Regions from separate parts of the Homo sapiens genome. Here region 1 is linked to region 2. A link is a loop called in an ENCODE intact Hi-C map of the cell type or tissue named here. Cell type or tissue: Calu3. All regions are shown on one strand. Links, peaks and the distances in the headings refer to the core of each region. The heading gives the core; the rest is flanking DNA.

What was found. Hi-C counts contacts between places; a loop is a spot of excess contacts. Peaks named below come from ENCODE experiments on the same cell type or tissue, not always from the same donor. Only the 100,000 strongest peaks of a DNase experiment are listed, where the experiment ranks them.
Region 1: it touches region 2 in a loop (4-fold over the local background); 12 of 110 quality-filtered maps call a loop at or near these places.

What each region holds. Positions count from the first base shown.
Region 1 is chr10:112,328,136-112,336,901 of GRCh38, reverse strand. It overlaps the pseudogene GUCY2GP. Among named protein-coding and RNA genes, the nearest start is that of MIR6715B, 33 kb to the right of the region's middle. In Calu3, for the core only: no CTCF peak of the experiment used is centred there; DNase peaks (open chromatin) are centred at 881 and 4,271.
Region 2 is chr10:112,431,013-112,439,778 of GRCh38, reverse strand. ZDHHC6 (zDHHC palmitoyltransferase 6) reads left to right here. Exons shown (of 11, transcript NM_022494.3): 6 at 1,390-1,443; 7 at 5,315-5,482; 8 at 6,498-6,539; 9 at 7,258-7,403; 10 at 7,493-7,539. Among named protein-coding and RNA genes, the nearest start is that of ZDHHC6, 12 kb to the left of the region's middle. In Calu3, for the core only: a CTCF peak has its summit at 4,571 (motif pointing right); no DNase peak of the experiment used is centred there.

The DNA of each region.
Region 1 (8,766 bases), core at 367-8,366, 100 kb after region 2:
ATAATGGGACATTATTATATAATAAAAAGTGTATAGTCTTGGAGTCAGACTTTCAAGTTCTCGCTGTACTACCTACAAATATGCAACTTGGGCAAGTTACGTAACCTCAACAATCCCATCTGGAAATGGGCCAATCATACCTACCTCACAGGACTGTGATGCCAGTTAAAGGAGATCTTAGTGTTAAGCAGCTAGCTCAGTGCCTGGCCATGCACAGGGCCACCGAAGGGGTTGATTTGGGCAGTGAGGAGCTTGATGATTGGCTCCTAGGTGCATTTCTTTCCAGCTTTTTTTCTCCCCTCCCTAGCCCTAAGTGGAGCTTTTTCTGGTTCATTCTGAGTTAAGAACATTCCACTTTTTCTTTGATTCTAGGGAAACCATGTGGCCATCCGTTACGTTGGTGACCAAGCAGAAGCCTGGGTTAGGAAGCCGATTGTGCTACAGGAAATACAGCTGGTGAGGCCCCCTGCCCAGGGTCAGTGGAGAGACAAAGCAGTGATGCTCTCTGCCCCTCCTCTGCCAGCTCCCTGGTTCCAAAGGAGCAGAGATGGGAGGCTGCTTCCCTTAACGTGACCCATCTCTCCCTCCCCTCGACAGCCCAGGCTTTGAATCTCAGACCTCTAGCCTCTCCCAGGCACCTGAAGCCTGGGATCATTCCTACCTCTGTTTTTTTCCCCATCATTCTTTCTGGCCTTGATTCTGGCTCTTCATCCTCTGTGTCTGTGATGGCTGCTTGCCTACCTACCAGCCTTGAACCTGGTACTTGGAGGGAGTCAGTTTCATGGGCCTGACTTCCTGCTCCTTCTCTGTGATCTGTTGTGGGCCCCACATTGGCATTGACAGCCATAAGCATGGAAGCAGGGCTGAGTCCATTTACTGTGACGTGGTTGAGTTAATCACCGTGCGTGAGGTTAGACTTTGATCGTTCCTCTGATTTATTTGCTGCAGACAGACTTCCTGGGTTTACCTCCCAGCTCTGCCACTTGTAGGTGTTACTTTACCTTACCTTTCAGTGGCAGTTCCCTTATTTGTAAAATGGGATCTGTAACAGTTCTTATCTAACAAGGTCTTTATAAGAATTGACTGAAAATATGCAAAGCACATAGCATGGTCCTGGACATAGAGACACACTCTATACATGAGCTATTGTAACCATGATTATTTCCAGATGGGTGAATTAAGGCACGAGAGCATTGTTCCCTTCTTTGGTATTTGCACCGAACCACCTAACATCTGCATTGTCACCCAGTATTGCAAAAAAGGAAGTCTTAAGATAAGCAAAACAGTAAAATGCTCCTTAGGTTTGATTAGTGGTAGATAATAAAGAAGTTTCTCAGTGCCCTCTGCTATTCATCCAAGGTCAGTTCCTCTCTGTTCTAGTTGCAAGACCTGAACTATCTTGTCAGGCTACCTTCTGGGAATCAAATTAGCCAAATGTCTGCTTCTTTTGTTCTGGGGGAAAACTGAGCTTGGTTTCTTCTCTTAGGATGTTATGGCTACTCTTGAACTGTTGTTCCTGGACCCATCCTATTATGGTATGTGACGACAGCTTTCTGTCAGGAACAAGGAAGTGTTTGTAAAACTCGAGACTGCATGCATTCTCAATATTGAGTCAGGTTATGGTATCTCCTGGGAAGATTTCCAGTTATTAGGTTTAATGTTTTCTGCCCCACATTGCGTTAGTTCTGGCCAAAAATATAAGCTATATTAGAGTCAAATCTGTTCAATTGTTAAAGCTCACTGTGCTTCAGGTTGAGTCACTAGGAATCTTTTGAATTACTGAGTTTTTCAGGATGTTTTGAGAAACTCGGATCATGAAATGGATTGGATATTCAAACTCTCATTTGCATACGACATAGTCAATGTAAGTATAACACAAACTTACCAAAGAATGAATATGATAGTGTTTTTGAGTTGCTGTGTCTTGAAATAAACTGTAATTTTTCTTGAAAATGTTAGACCTCTTCAGATCTCCTCTTCAGAGTGATTCCAGCTCTAAAATCTATCACTTCTATCTGATTTTTTCTTTTCTTCTTCCCTGATTACAGATAAATATATAGAGAGGAAAGTATTTTATGCTAAAGTTGGAATGGATGCTAAGTTTACCCAATCAGAAAAGAGCAGAGTATTTACATTGTAGGGTAGAACTTTCTATCTCAAAGGGTATCTCATCACTAGGTTGTAAATTGGACTGGGGGAAGTGATTCCTGATATTCTTCCCTGCTCTTCAGCCCCTGATTTCTTTCCCTAGGAAATGGGGATGCCACATTAACCACATAGCTGCTGACCTAAGAGTTGGGCCATAGATTCTGATCTGAGGAGGTAGAATCTTTGCTTTGGCACAGGGGACTATGGTGGCTGCAAAGAAGGGAATAATAGTAACACTAAAATATATAGAGTGCCTACTTTGGGCCAGGCACTTTCCAGTACTTTGTATATATTAATTTATTGAATTCTCACAAGAATGTAAGGTAGATCTATTGTTACTTTTATTTTACAGATTAAAAAAACACAAAGCACAGAAAGTTCCTATGACCTTCCTGAAGTCTCATGGCTATGAAATACTAGAGTTAGGATTCAAACCCAGGCATTTTCAAGTCCTATACCCTTAACCACTGTACCATACTGCCTCTCAGTAGGAAGCACTAGAGCTTGCTTTTGTGTTTTACCACAGGGAGAAGTCAGTCTCACAACTAGAAGCCAATTAGGGGCTGGGGGGGCGTGTAATTCAGAGGGAGTTGGAGAGAGACCAATTCCTGCCTGTTGCCAGGAAGGCAGTGGAAATACTGAGAAGTGGCAGCTGGATCCAAAGCCCAAGGTGACACTGTCTTGAAGGGCCATGCCCTAGGTATAAGCTGGTGATGAGGGATGGAGAGGGCAGGAGAGGGAGGAGATTCGCTGTGGGGCGAGCCATGTCAGTGTGGACCAGCATCCTGAGGCTGCTGTCTCCCACCTGCGCTAAATCCAGCTGTTCTTTCTTAAGCTTGCTGCCTATACTTTTACCACCAGAAGCGACAAAGCCAGTGACCTGGGAGTCAGTCCGGTGAGGAAACCTCTCAGTCATGGGCAGCACGGTGAAGGGTGGTGGTCCACTGCTAGTCATTAGTCCAACCATCAATCAACCAACAGACTCCTGTGGGGAAGACTCATCTGGGTGTTGAGAGGGCAAAAAGGATGAAACACAAGCTGTGCCCTCCTGGATTAATGGGCCACTGACTTATTGAGTGATTTTGCCAGGCCACTTCCCCTCTCTAGACCTTGACCTCCACGTAGGTAGAATGAATGAGGCTGGCCCAATTGAAGTCTAACGGCTTTCCTTCAACAAGGATTTTATTGCTTTTTGTTTCTAGGGAGCTGAGTCCCATATCTCTGTGAGACTTTGATTTCCTAGGCTTTAGCAGGAAGCCAGCAGATTGTTATAAAGCAAGGTCAATAGGCAGAAGCGTCTCTGTGATTGGGTCTTCATGGGCAACCCTGGACCACCACTGTTATTATTTCATTAAAATTTTATTGAGCATCTGTTAAGAGTCTATCCTACTCTGGTCACTTTTGTAGGAAGAAAGGACTTGTTTCCAGCTTTGGATGGCTTAAAAGCTAGGGAAAAAAATAGTCTGGAGATGTACATATAAAATTCTTTAAGTGGCAGTGGTTATAAACTGGGAGGATGCGACATTGGCATCTTTTCCTACCCTGGGATCTTCTCTCCTTCCCTTCACCCACTTATTCCTTCTCTTCCCACCGAGCACAAAGAAGTATTCTGGACTCTAATTATCTGCCTCCTGCCCCCATCAAAACAGCCAACATCATTTATATTGGAAGTGAAGAGTAAGCTAGTAAGTAAGTTCTCACCAAGCCATGAATGACTAACAGATTTGACCTTTTTAGTGTAGGCATCAGATTTCAAGAAGCATTAACCCAAAGGTTTCTCTGGAAAAACGCTATGGCAGGTGGGCATGGCACTTTGAAGGGGAAGAGCTCCCTGGTGGTCATCACCTACTCTAGCTCACTGAGTCTACCCTCTACTCTGTGCCAGGAAAACAGAGGACAGCTTGGCATTTTGCTTTGGAAGGATCATTACCTCCTGAGATGGAGTGTGCACATTCTGGGATCATGTAGGGCCACTACTGATGACACAATAGGCTAGATCAAGGCACAGGTAGGCCCTTTGAGGTTAATTACTCTGCCAATGTTCTTTGAAAGGGGACTGCGAGTAACAGAAAATGTACTGTACTCTTAGAGCCTTGCCATGGGTCTGGGCATTGGGCCAAGCTCCGTGGGGGCGATTGTAGTTTGGAAACAAGTCTCTCTATGTCTATTTGATCAGCACCTCCTCTATATCAGGTATCAGAGAGACTCTGAGATGCCATAGACATTTCAAGGCAACAAACATATATTGATCAAGCGCCTAATTTGGATCAGACCCGATTCTGGGCGTAGGAGGCACAGACGAATGAGCCTCATTGTCCTGTCCCCAAAAAGTTCAACCCAGTTGGGCAAGCCTGGGAAGGAGTTTGGAGAGTATAATACTCTTCTTGAGTTACAAATAGGCCTTCATGTCTAAATAAGAGAAGTCTTGATGGATTAAGAGGATGAAGGACAATTCAGCAAAGAAGTTGTCGTTGAAGTTTGAACCCTGACTGCCACTTACTGGCCAGGTGACCTTAACAACCCTGGGCCTCAGTTTTCCTGTGTGTAAAGATAACATCAGTACCTGACTCATAGGGTTGTGTGAGGACTAATGTATGCAAAATGCTTAGTGCCATGCCTTCCCTGTAACAGGCGTCCAGTAAATGTTGATTGTTAGTAGTAGCAATAGTATTATCACGATCATAGATAATTCTATTACTGGTGCTAAAAGAAGTACATATTCTTGTTTTAATTTCCCCAACACTCCTATGGGGCAAGTCTGCACTGTCCAAATATGATAGCCACCAGCCACATGTGGATAATGAGCACTGCAATTGTAGCTAGTTCAATTTGAGATGTGCTATAAAGTTTGTACTGAATTTTGTAGACTTAGCAAAAAAAAAATATAAAATATCTTGCTAATATATTTATGTTGATTACTTGCTGAAATAAGATTTTTCAATACATTGGGTTAAATAAAACATTATAAAATACATTTCACCTGTTTGGTTTATAACATGGCTGCTAAAAATGTAAAAATACACATGTGGCTTGTATTATGTTTTTATTGGACAGTGATCTCAATAATTAGCAATTAACTCCATTATTAATTCATTTTTAACTCCAATAGTAGTAATATTGGAGTAACATGATCTCCATTTCCAAGAGGGAAAAAGTGAGGCTTAGTGAGGTGAAGTCATCTGCCCAGCTGGTAAGACGCAGATTGGGATTTGTAGCCAGTCTGTCTCCAAAGGCTGTGTTTGCTCTTCCATGCGATGCTTCCTTCCTGCTAAGTACCAGAGAGTACAGATATAGGGCCCAGAGGTAGGAGTGCTGTCTGCCACCCAGGAATTTCCAGTAGGGCAAGAAATGTAGCTAACAGACAGATGATTGAACTGATACTGGTGGGCTAGGGGAGGTCCCCAAATGCTGGTGGGACCTTGACCCCAGCCAGTGTGCAAGCTCTTAACACCACTGTGAGAAGGAATTCAAGGATAAATCAGAAAGTAGTGAAAGTATGGAGATTTACTGCAAAGTGAAGAGTACACACTCAGGAAAGGGGAGTGCGGGCAGACTTGAGAGAGAGTCACGCAATGGAATTTGGGGCTTCTACCTTCATGAGTTTCTTTAACCAAGGGGTAGAACATTCATGAGGATTCCTGGAAAAAGGTGGAGATTTCTGGGAACTGTGATGTTACCCATTTTTACATTAAATATGGCTGTTCCTGGGACTGTTGTGGCACTGGTGGGTGTGTGACCTAGTATGTTAATGAGCTTATAATAAGGTCCCAGGTGAAACTTGGGTCAAATCCAGCACCATGTTGGATCCAATTGGTCTTAGCTGGCTTGGCCCACACCCTGTTCTTTTCAGGGTCTTGTCAGCCCTGAAAATAATGGCTTATGCAGCTATTTCAGTTCCTTTTTGCTAGTCATGTGTAACTGCCTGGAATTTTCTGTTCTCCTGCAGCCACTCCTGTTATTCCTGTCTCAGAGCTGCCAAAAGTGCATAAAATCTGGCATGTAAATAATAAATCCTTTCATAGCTCTATTTGCTCTCTGATAATATACATAAAAATCATACATTTCCATCAAGATAGAAAATAAAGACATGCATGCCATCTCTTGGAGAGGAATGCACACCCAGAATTCCAAGCGCCCCTCAGCATGTCATTTTCACCCTAATGGAAGGAGCTCTGTTAAAATCCTATAATATAAAATCGTTGACTGTAAAATATCTCATACTTGGGGTAGGCATGGCACTAGCAAAGGCAGGAGGAAAGCAGAAAAAAACCTTGTGTGTATCAGGGACATTCCTGTTGAATGGAGAGGTCTCCTGCTGGAATCAGAGAACTCTGGATCAGACACAGGTCTCACCTGATTTCAAGCTTGGACCTTAGCCTATTGGAGCCTCCCTGGGGAAGTCCCAGAGGCAGCCCCAGCCAGGCCCCTCCCGGTCCAGTTGAGTGGGCGGCAGTTTCAAAATGTGATTCAATGTTACCATCTAAAAACAAATAAGGCATTTTGATAAAGGAACATGGGGTAGGGGGTGGAGAGTGATTGGGGCAGGGGTGGGGGCATGTATCCATTCTCCTGGATGTTTTCGGTATTATCTCATATTTCTTTGTTGTTGTTGTTATTTATTTTTTGAGATGGAGCCTCACTTTCTTGCCCAGGCTGGAGTGCAGTGTCGGGATCTAGGCTCACTGCAACCTCTGCCTTCTGGGTTCAAGTGATTCTGATTCTCATGCCTCAGCCTCCAGAGTACCTGGAATTACAGGCACCCACCACCACGTCCAGCAAATTTTTATATTTTTAGTGGAGATGGGGTTTCACCATGTTGGGCAGGCTGGTCTTGAACTCCTGACCTTGAGTGATCCACCTGCCTCAGCCTCCCAGAATGCTGGGATTATAGGCATGAGCCGCCCAGCCCCTATCCCATTTTTTTTTTTTTTTTTTTTGAGACAGAGTCTCACTCTGTCGCCCAGGCTGGAGTGCAATGGCATGATCTCAGCTCACTGCAACCTCCACCTCCTGGGTTCAAGCGATTCTCCTGCCTCAGCCTCCTGAGTAGCTGGGATTACAGGCACGTGCCACCATGCCAGGCTAATTTTTGTATTTTTAGTAGAGACAGGGTTTCACCATGTTGGTCAGGCTAGTCTTGAACTCCTGACCTCTTGATCCGCCCACCTCGGCCTCCCAGAGTGCTGGGATTACAGGCATGAGCCACCGTGCCTGGCCCTTATCCCATATTTCTAATGCAATATTGGCCTCAGGGCTCTGGCTCAGGTGGGATAGTTACTTGGCCTGTCAGCACTGCTGGAGGAAGAGATGCACCCCTGTGCTGGTGAAGCTGCTTGTTGTCTGGGGTGAATACCCGAGGTTCATGGTATCACGCCAAGGAAATTGAGTACTCACGACACCCAAGAAATGGGTTTAGGAGCACAGTTTTAATAAGCAAAAGAAAGAGAAAGGAGAATAGCTCCCTCTCTTATGAGAGAGAGGGGGCCCACAGCGAAGTGCACCAGATTTTATAGACTGGCTTGAGGAGGCAGTGTCTGATTTACATAGGGCCCAAAGATTGGTTGGACCAGGTGTGACATTTACATAGCCAGCGATGAAGCTGGCTTCCCCACCTTAATCTTCTATTATGCAAATGAAATCTTTGCCTGCCTGGCGCCATGTTGCCTACTGCTTACCGTACGTGTGGTTTACAAAGAAAAGGGACGATGGAGCCCCTATCTGAACATGTCTAGTCCCTAGGTAGCCCCTTTCCTATTAGCACAACTGCAGGCATTCACCCATGCAAGCTTCTAGCCTGCCTTTCTATGTCTGCAGCTTGATTTTACAGGCTGCTCTTTGTTAGAAAAGAAAATGATTTGGGGGCTATCACACGTGTCCGTATAGAAGACCACCTAAACAGGCTTTGTGTGAGCAACAAGGCTGTTTATTCACTTGGATGCAAGTGGGCTGAGTCCAAAAAGAGAGTCAGTGAAGGGAGGTAGGAGAGGGGTAGCTTTATAGAACTGGGGTAGGCAGTGGAAAGTTACAGTTAGAGGTGGTTATCTATTGTTAGCAGGGGAGGGGGTCACAAGGTGTATGGTGGGGAGATCATAAGACTCATTGTCCAGAAGAAGAAAGTCACAGGGTCAATTGATCAGTTGGGGCAGGGTAGGAACAAGTCATAATGGTAGAATGTCATAAGGTGGGTTAATTAGTTAAGGCAGGAACTGGCTGTTTCACTTCTTTGTGGTGTTCCAGCTACTCCAGACTTCTTGGCTCCTGCAGGCCATCTGGACATACATGTGCAGGTCACATGGGTTACAATGGCTGAGCTTTGGCTCAGAGGCCTGACGGGCTGCTTTCCATTTAAAGGAAGACCTTACCGAGGACTCCCATACACTCACTAAGTGTCTAAATAATTCCTTTATTAACTGTTTTTTTTTTTGGTTTTTTTTTTTTGAGACAGAGTCTCGCTTTGTCGCCCAGGCTGGAGTGCAGTGGCACAATCTTGGCTCACTGCAAACTCTGCCTCCCGAGTTCAAGTGATTCTCCTGCCTTGGCCTCCCAAGTAGCTAGGATTACAGGCGCGGACACCATGCCTGGCTAATTTTTGTATTTTTAGTAGAGGGGGTTTCACCA
Region 2 (8,766 bases), core at 212-8,211:
AACTAATACAGGGCCATATGTACATCATAGATTTATGTGCACAGTGCTATGAGAACACAGAGGAGGAGGACCTGGCTCTGAAGGGACCAAAAACCATTCTTTTTCATTCTTTTTTTTTTTTTTTTTTTTTTTTTTTTTTTTTTTTTTTTTAGACGGAGTCTCACTCTGTCACCCAGGCTAGAGAACAATGGCGTGAACTCAGCTCACTGCAACCTCCGCCTTCCGGGTTTAAGCAGTTCTCTGCCTCAGCCTGCCAAGTAGCTGGGATTACAGGTACCTGCCACCACACCCGGTTAATTTTTGTGTTTTTAGTGGAGACGGGGTTTCACCATCTTGGCCAGGCTGGTCTTGAACTCCTGACCTTGTGATCCACCCACCTCAGCCTCCCAAAGTGCTGGGATTACAGGTGTGAGCCACTGTGCCCGGCCCAAAAACCATTCTTATGACTTATTGCATTCACGTAATTCATTCATTCATTCATTGAAGGCCTACTGTGGGCCAGGTATTATGCTAGGCCCTTGGAATATGATGAGGACTCCTGGGCCAAGGCTGTTTATTTTTTTATTGTTGTTTGTTTGTTTGTTTGTTTGTGACAGAGCCTGGCTCTGTTGGCCCAGGCTGGAGTGCAATGGCACGATCTCGGCTTATTGCAGCCTCCACCAAGGCTGTTTCTAACATACTACACTGTCTCTCTGAAGGCACAGCCAGACTTTAAGGGAACTCTTGGTTTTAAAATAATCTGGTTTTGTTTATACTTTATTATCGTCTACTAGCCTGGGACCAAATTCTTTGAAAAATTTTCCCCAATGCCTCTAATTTAGAATCATATTAGAAATAAACTAAGATCCTATAATATAAAAGCCTATATATGTGGAATCAGTCATATCTAGGAAAATCAAATAATAGAATAAAGACTGAATACATTCATTATTTTTAAGGCAAGTGAAATATTGAGGTTGACTGAAATGAGTCACTGTTACTTCTCATAAATAGATTAATCGTAAATTTAAAGTTAGTTAAAAATAGTGATAAAAGATTTTAATAGCAAATTATAAGTAAGCACTGATTAAATGGATTATATCAATGTTTTATTAAACCTTGCTCTGAAAATAGTACTTATGACATAAAGTTTGATTAACATACTAGATTCAGATTTGATTATGGATGGGTGTAATCATTGTTACGGAGAGGTACCGTGGTGCAGTAGTTAAGAACAAGGACTTTGGAGTCAGACGGATGACATGGTAATTGTGGTACTTAACCTCTGTTATCCTTGGTATCTTTGTCTATGGAATGGAGTAATAAAAGCTATCTCAGAGAATTATGAATATGATAATCTTAAAGGAACCAAGGTCGCATTATTAAATTTTACTATCATTTAATTTCCAGATGAAAATAATTCTCAGAAACAAAACTTCTATTGAGTCATGGATTGAAGAGAAGGTAAATTTTAATAATTGTTTCTTCAATATTAAAAAAGTATATTAATAAAGGACTGGTAAAGTCCTGAATATTAATAAAGTCTGTTATTAGACCGGATTAACGAAAAGTGCCTAAAAGTGAAAACATGGCTGCCAAATGGCTACCGTAAGTCATTTGCATGCCACATAAAAGGTGAATATAGGAAACATTTTTGTTCATTCTGTAACTCCCACAGAAAGGTGCTTCTCATACACCCTGAGTGGTCGCAGAGGCCTAAGCCACACGTCAAACCATCTGTTTGTTGTCTCTTAGACTAGAGGAGAAAGCAGCCCATTTGGAAAGGAGCTTCCACCCTACCAAACTGCCATCAGGTTTTTCTCAGTGTTTTAGACATTCAATGAAGCTCCTAACATTTTGCTTGTCACAGACCTCACAATGTCCAATACTTCATACTGTCCATTGTGATTCTAGCATGAAACACAAATCTGACTACCCTGCTCTGTGTTTAAAACTTCTCAGAGCCTCACCATTCCTGTGGCAGGGGTTGAAACCCAAATACCTGCAGGGTCTGGGCAGATAACGTCCATGAAGGGGAGCAAGCCTGTATACCAAAGAATTGCCTGGCAGACCAAGCTGATTGTTGCCACAGGGGAATATTCACAATTTCCAAATTACAAAATAGGGAGAAGAATAGCATCGTTTTATATCTTTACAAATCTCTTTAGTATCTTTGACTTAAGAGAAGATGGTTGGATTCTCACTTCTGCATTCAGTCTGTTGAGATATGTTGCTTCGATTGAAGTATGTGAAGATCTAGCCTCACACAGATAAGTAGGTAGAAAAGGATAGAATATTTTAATAGGCCTTTTACATGATAATAGTGGATGTTCTTCCGTATTACATTGAAAACTTGACAAGTGATATTTCTTATCAATAAGATTTTTATACCTTTTTATTTTAAAACTCATCAGTCTATCTTGCTCTTTGAATTAATCTTTTACCAGTATGTGGTTTTATGTAACATCAGGCATCGGTCATTTGGCAAATACTAGTTTACTGTGTTATGTAGATTTTGCAAACGTTAAACACCTTTCATTATACAATATCCCAAAATTGCATTCACGTATATCAATATATCATTTTTATGAGAAAAAATCCTTAAGTATTGGAAAGCTGTCAGGCTCACAGTGGTAGATACAAGGTTTTTTTTTTTGTAATTCTAGTATACATTTGAAAGCCTTAATTTTTTACTATTAACCCATACTGTCAGTCATTTCCCTTGAAGTGACTGCCTGACTGTTCGTTTTTGAGAAAATGTTCACCAAGTCCTGAAGTCTGAATAACCTTAGTTTGCTATATTACTCATTCTTTCAAATAAGAATAGTGTTACATTAAAAAAGCTGGCTCTACAGCTTTTGTTAGCTTACAGCTTAACAACTATTTTCCTTGAGATGATCATTCTACTTGGGCACGCTTTATGTATACTTCTCATTTTGTCACACAGACTGTTAAAAATAAAGGACATCTCCTTGAGAGTTGAGATTTAATATTTAAAAACAATTTTTACTGCTTCATCAAGGACATTCTTACATGGAATTGCTCATAATGACTACCAACACAGTTTGGTGCCACTGCCTTGGTTTTTGCTAAGATGCCAACAGTTTTATTCACCATTGCAAATGTCAATGCAACAAAAAGACAAATAACATTTCAGTATTATTATGAAAATAGCTTGGCCTTGCTGACCAGCAAGAAAAAGTCCTGAATACTCAAAGTGATCTATAAAGCATGCTTTGAGAACCACTGATGTACAGGTTGAAGTCTGAGCTTCTTAGCTTCTACATAAGTAAGACCTTTTATGACTTCTTTTTTTGTTTTCTGGCGACGGAGTCTCGCTCTGTTGCCCAGGCTGGAGTGCAGTGGCACAATCTTGGCTCGCTGCAACCTCCACTTCCTGGGTTCAAGTGATTCTCCTGCCTTAGCCTCCCAAGTAGCTGGGATTACAAGGTGTATGCCACCATGCCCAGCTAAGTTTTGTATTTTTAGTAGAGACAGGCTTTCACCATGTTGGCCAGGCTGGTCTCAAACTCCTCACCTCAAGTAATCCACCCGCCTTGGCCTCCCAAAGTGCTGGGATTACAGGCGTGAGCCACTGCACCTGGCGGACTTCTTTTTATCTACTTCTCCAGCCTAATTTCCTACCCTTCTCTACCCTGTCTCACACTTGATACTAAATTACTCATAGTTTGTACATCTTATGCTTCTGTATCCTTGCACATGTTGTTCCCTCTGCCTAGAATGCTCTTCCCTCTCTTTTTGCCTGATTTCTTGCTTCTCAAGACTTAGTTAAGGTATTGTTTCTCCCAAGGACCCTTCCTGGATACTCCCTAGACTTGGCTAAGTACTTTTTGTTTCCTTTGTTCCCTTTTCCCATAGCATCTACCACACCCCTTCATCACCTTTTAACACACAATATTGATAGAATCCTAACTTCATTGAGTGTTTCTGTTAGGCAAAGACATGTCTTAGTCATTTTATAAATTCTCTTATATTTACCAGTTTTTCTTTGTAAATAGCCTAGAACTCTTTTCTTTGAAATTCAGTCCATTTTGAAGACTCTGAAGCTGTGTTTATAAAAAAGAAAATGAAATTATTCTTTACTTTCTGGGGAGGATGGATTTATATAACTTAATAGATTCATATGCATTATAGCTTAATAATTATTTTAGTAAATAGTTAACTTTAATATCACTCAACAAATAATTGCAACATTTTCCATAAAACATTGTCCCCTGATAATCAAATATTTCAAAGTATCATTTCTAATAAGCATAATAAATATATTGACATTAGATTAACATTTTTTTGTTTGTTTTTGTGGATGACCAAGGCTGCTTATAAACCGCCATGCTACATTTAGAAATTACCTCAGATGAGATTGAGTATGCTGAATGGTATGGCCATAGACTAGAAATTATTTCAGAACGGGCACTTTATTGCTGAGTAAAAAATTCAAACAAATGACCATATTAAATTTATAGGAAATGTATAGAAATTACCAGACACTATATACAACAAATTTGAAGGGATTTGTATACTTATTGTTAAAATAAATAATGTATCTTTGTACCACTAGGTGTCAGTGGAACTTAAGAAATCCAAAGCCAATTTATTTCCTCAAGTTAAAGCTAACAGTTTAAATGCCTGGAATATATGCAAGCTGAATAGTTATGTACATGCATAACATGTACATATAAATGCATATATAAATGAGTTATGTGTACATGTGTGATAGTATAAAAAAAGAAAGAAGATCTCCTGTATATATCTGCTAGCTTTAAAAAATGTTTTTCATAAAACAGCTCTCCTGTTACACCTTTCCTGGTCATTCCCATGGGCATCACTGCCACCCAGGATATAACTGTTACCCTCTGATACAACTGTTACATTCTGGTGCACCCCACAAAACAGTTCTATCTTGAATAAAACGGTTCCATCCTGAATAAACCTTTACCTTTCTCCTGAATCTGTTTATCTGCATCCCTTCTATATACCTGAATTGTTTTGTATTGCTGAACAACTAGGAGCATTGAGGACTTTTTATGTATGAGATAAAGTTAGCTAACTTTTAATAAGCCTTTATGAGTGCTTATTCCTAAAGAAACCCTGTCAGATATTTCCTAGGTAATCACATACAAGGCTGGTGTTCTATATCAAGTTCTTCCTATATTGTGATGAAGTTGTCTATTGCTTCCATGTACACTAATATTACAGCAAGGAGGAAGTATTTTTATGAATGTTAGAAACTTGAGAAATAAGTGTTCTCAATAACATATTACTGCAGGCCACTTAGACAGAGGCACCTGCCATCTTATATCTTTGTTACCCACAGGCTAAAGATCGAATTCAGTATTATCAACTAGATGAAGTCTTTGTTTTTCCATATGATATGGGAAGTAGATGGAGGAACTTTAAACAGGTATTTACGTGGTCAGGGGTCCCTGAAGGAGATGGACTTGAGTGGCCAGTAAGAGAAGGCTGTCACCAATACAGCTTAACAGTGAGTATTTTTGTTCAAATAGCCCTTCCTTTTTGCCTCGCCTTCTTTCCCTTAACTCCCCCTCAACTCAAGTGACATTTTGTAGTAAAATAAGTAATATGAATGTTTTCACTATGTCAAAATGAATCTAATAATTCTAAAGCACTCCTTGTATCATGTATCTCCCTTTATTTCAATATCTCCTTAATTCTCTATACCTGTGAGATAAAGTCCTGATCCCTTAACATAGTTTTATGAAATCTGGCCAAAAATTACCTTCCAACTTACAGTAGCATATGAATTCCTTATACATTCCTGTCACCCAACTTTGCCCACAATTTTTTCCATCTTATATGACCTCCACTCTATCTAAAATTATTAAGACTCGTTCCAGTCTTACCTCTTCCATAAAGTCTAACCTACCCCCATAGACTCATCTGAATGTGACATTTAATCACATACTACTCTATGGTAGCTCATGAAGTCTCATATTTTTATTTAATTCTGCTATCTTATATCTGTAACTTCATAAGATTCTAGGACAGAGATCATGAGTTATCTTTATTTCTCCTATTATATCTAATATAGTGCTATTTAATAGTAGCTATGTCAAATTAAGTTATGATGACTTTTATTCATTCAACTTCATTATTAAATGTTCTTCATTATTCATTTGTAGTTTGTCTGCCATGTCTCTACAGAATCAGTGAATCTCAGTGTTTTCACCTGAGAAGCTTCATGAGGGCGGAGAATATACTCCCTGATCCCTGGGCCACAGTAAGCACTCTAGGAATATACACAGATGAGGACATTAGAGAGTGAATAGCGAGAAGAAAACCTCACTCTCAGCCTCTGGTTCTTAGCATAGGGCCTTTTTTTCCATGCTAAAACAACCTGTGGCCTTTAAATTATCAGCAACTTGAAATGCTGGAAAATTGGGGTTTTGCCATATCACTCTGACAGTTGATGAGGAAAGGCGATTTTTCAACATTGAGACAAGAGACTTCATTTTTTTCTTTTTATTTCTTCCAAACAGATAGAACAGTTGAAACAAAAAGCAGATAAGAGAGTCAGAAGTGTAAGTACTTCTTTTGCAGTGGTAATTTTTTTTTCTTTTGTTAGGCTCTGTACTTCCATACAGTTTTTTTAATTGACTGACTAGAAACCAATTGTTGGCCTTTATTAAATAGTATTCCTTAATACATTTGTTGAAATTTGATGCAGTTAACTTTTGTTTTTATTTAAATAATTGGGACTAGAGGTTGGGAGGAATTTAGTCCATTTATATTGCCAACATAGGAAAATAATTATCCTCAATACAGCTCCTTAATGTGAAACCTATCCTTACAACTATGTTGTTGGATATGATGGCCACCAGCCACATGTGGCTGTTTTATTTAAATTTGTTAAAATTAAATCAATTTAAAAATTCAGTTTCTTGTTTGCATTCACTACATTGTAAGTGCTCACTCAGTAGCTACATGTGTCAAGTGCTGCTGCATTGGATACTACACATACAGAACATTTCCATCATGGCAGAATGTTCTTAGCCCTGCTCTAACTCTAATTCTTAGCTATGGGCTTGAAAAGAGGAGTAAGAAAAGCCTTGAGAACTAGAAACATTAGTTGCCTCCCAGGGAACTAGGTGGATGGGGAACTGGGAGGTTCCCCTAGAAGGGGAACTAGAAGGCTTGTCACTGGATATTTTGGATCTTGCTTTAAAATTTGAAATTCAGACTTAAAACTCAGATATCATGGGTGAATATTTAAAGGTTTCTTCTGATCACTGACGACAGGTTCGCTATAAAGTAATAGAAGATTATAGTGGTGCCTGCTGCCCTCTGAATAAAGGAATCAAAACCTTCTTCACAAGTCCCTGCACCGAAGAGCCTCGAATACAGCTGCAAAAAGGGGAATTCATTTTAGCCACAAGAGGTTTACGGTAAGTAATAGGAAGTACTGCATTTCTTCTTCAAGGACAAAATTAATATCTAGCCTAAAAAATTAATTTTCATCTTTTAAATATTTCAGATACTGGTTATATGGAGACAAAATTCTTGATGATTCCTTTATAGAAGGTATGGAAATGGAAGGGCATGTTTAAAGGACAAGACTATTAGCAATAATTCCAAATTTTACAAGAATAACTTTTATAAACCAATCATGCCTAATGCATTAGGGGAACTGCATAGAAGGGTATATCACTAAGCAACAAAAGGAACTTCCTTATATATTTCTCTATAGCTCTTGTATTTTTCAGGTCTTTTTAATGATAGCTAACATTTGAGCTCATAACTATGCGAAAAGTACTTGTATAAGTGCTACCCTTAAGGTGTAGAAGTCCCCAAAATACTTCGGAGGTAGGCACTATTATTTATATTTGATTGAGGGAACTGAAGCACAGAGAGGCAACTTGCCCATAGCTATGCACTGAAAACAGATGGAGCTAGGGCTTAACCCCAAGCAGTCTGACTCCAGATTCTATGCACCAAACCCCTGTACTATTTGCTGCCCCCACTTTGAGCATTTCTCTTAAGTTGTTATAAAAACCAGTAGATTGAAACTTTGTGTTTTTTTTTTTCTTAAGTTTTATAATTGTTTCTTTTTAAAGTAAAGATTAGCTCGGGATGTTCTTTAAAAAATAGTTGGGGTTAATCATAAATTAACCTCTTATGACGGCCGTGATATAGAAATGTATATGTTAGGCCAGGTGTGGTGACTCATGCCTGTAATCCCAGGACTTTGGGAGACCAAGGCAGATGGATCACCTGAGGTCAGGAGTTCAAGATCAGCCTGGCCAACATGGTGAAACCCTATCTCTACTAAAAATACAAAAATTAGCCGGGCATGGTGGTGTGTGCCTGTAATCCCAGCTGCTCCAGAGGCTGAGGCAGGAGAATTGCTTGAACCCGGGAGGCAGAGGTTGCAGTAATCTGAGATCGTGCCACTGCACTACAGCCTAGGTGACAGAGCAAGACTCCATCTCAAAAAAAAAAAAGAAAGAAATATATATGTTAGAAAAAGTCTAAAAAGGAAATTTACAAAGACTACAAGAAGATAGTTCCCTGGAAAAGACAGTGTGATGGTGTGCCAAAAACACCTTTCCTGATCATACACATATAAGTAAACACCCATACCGAGTTCCCCCTGACTCTAGTTAGGAGCTGTCTTTAACCACATTAGTCCCTATTCGGGATCATCAAATTTGGGAAATACCTGTTCCTAGCTTGTTATGAACATTTAAAAATCTTATTTTTTTCCCCTTCAAACTGTGCTTATAATAGATAGCAAAGTGGGGAATAAAA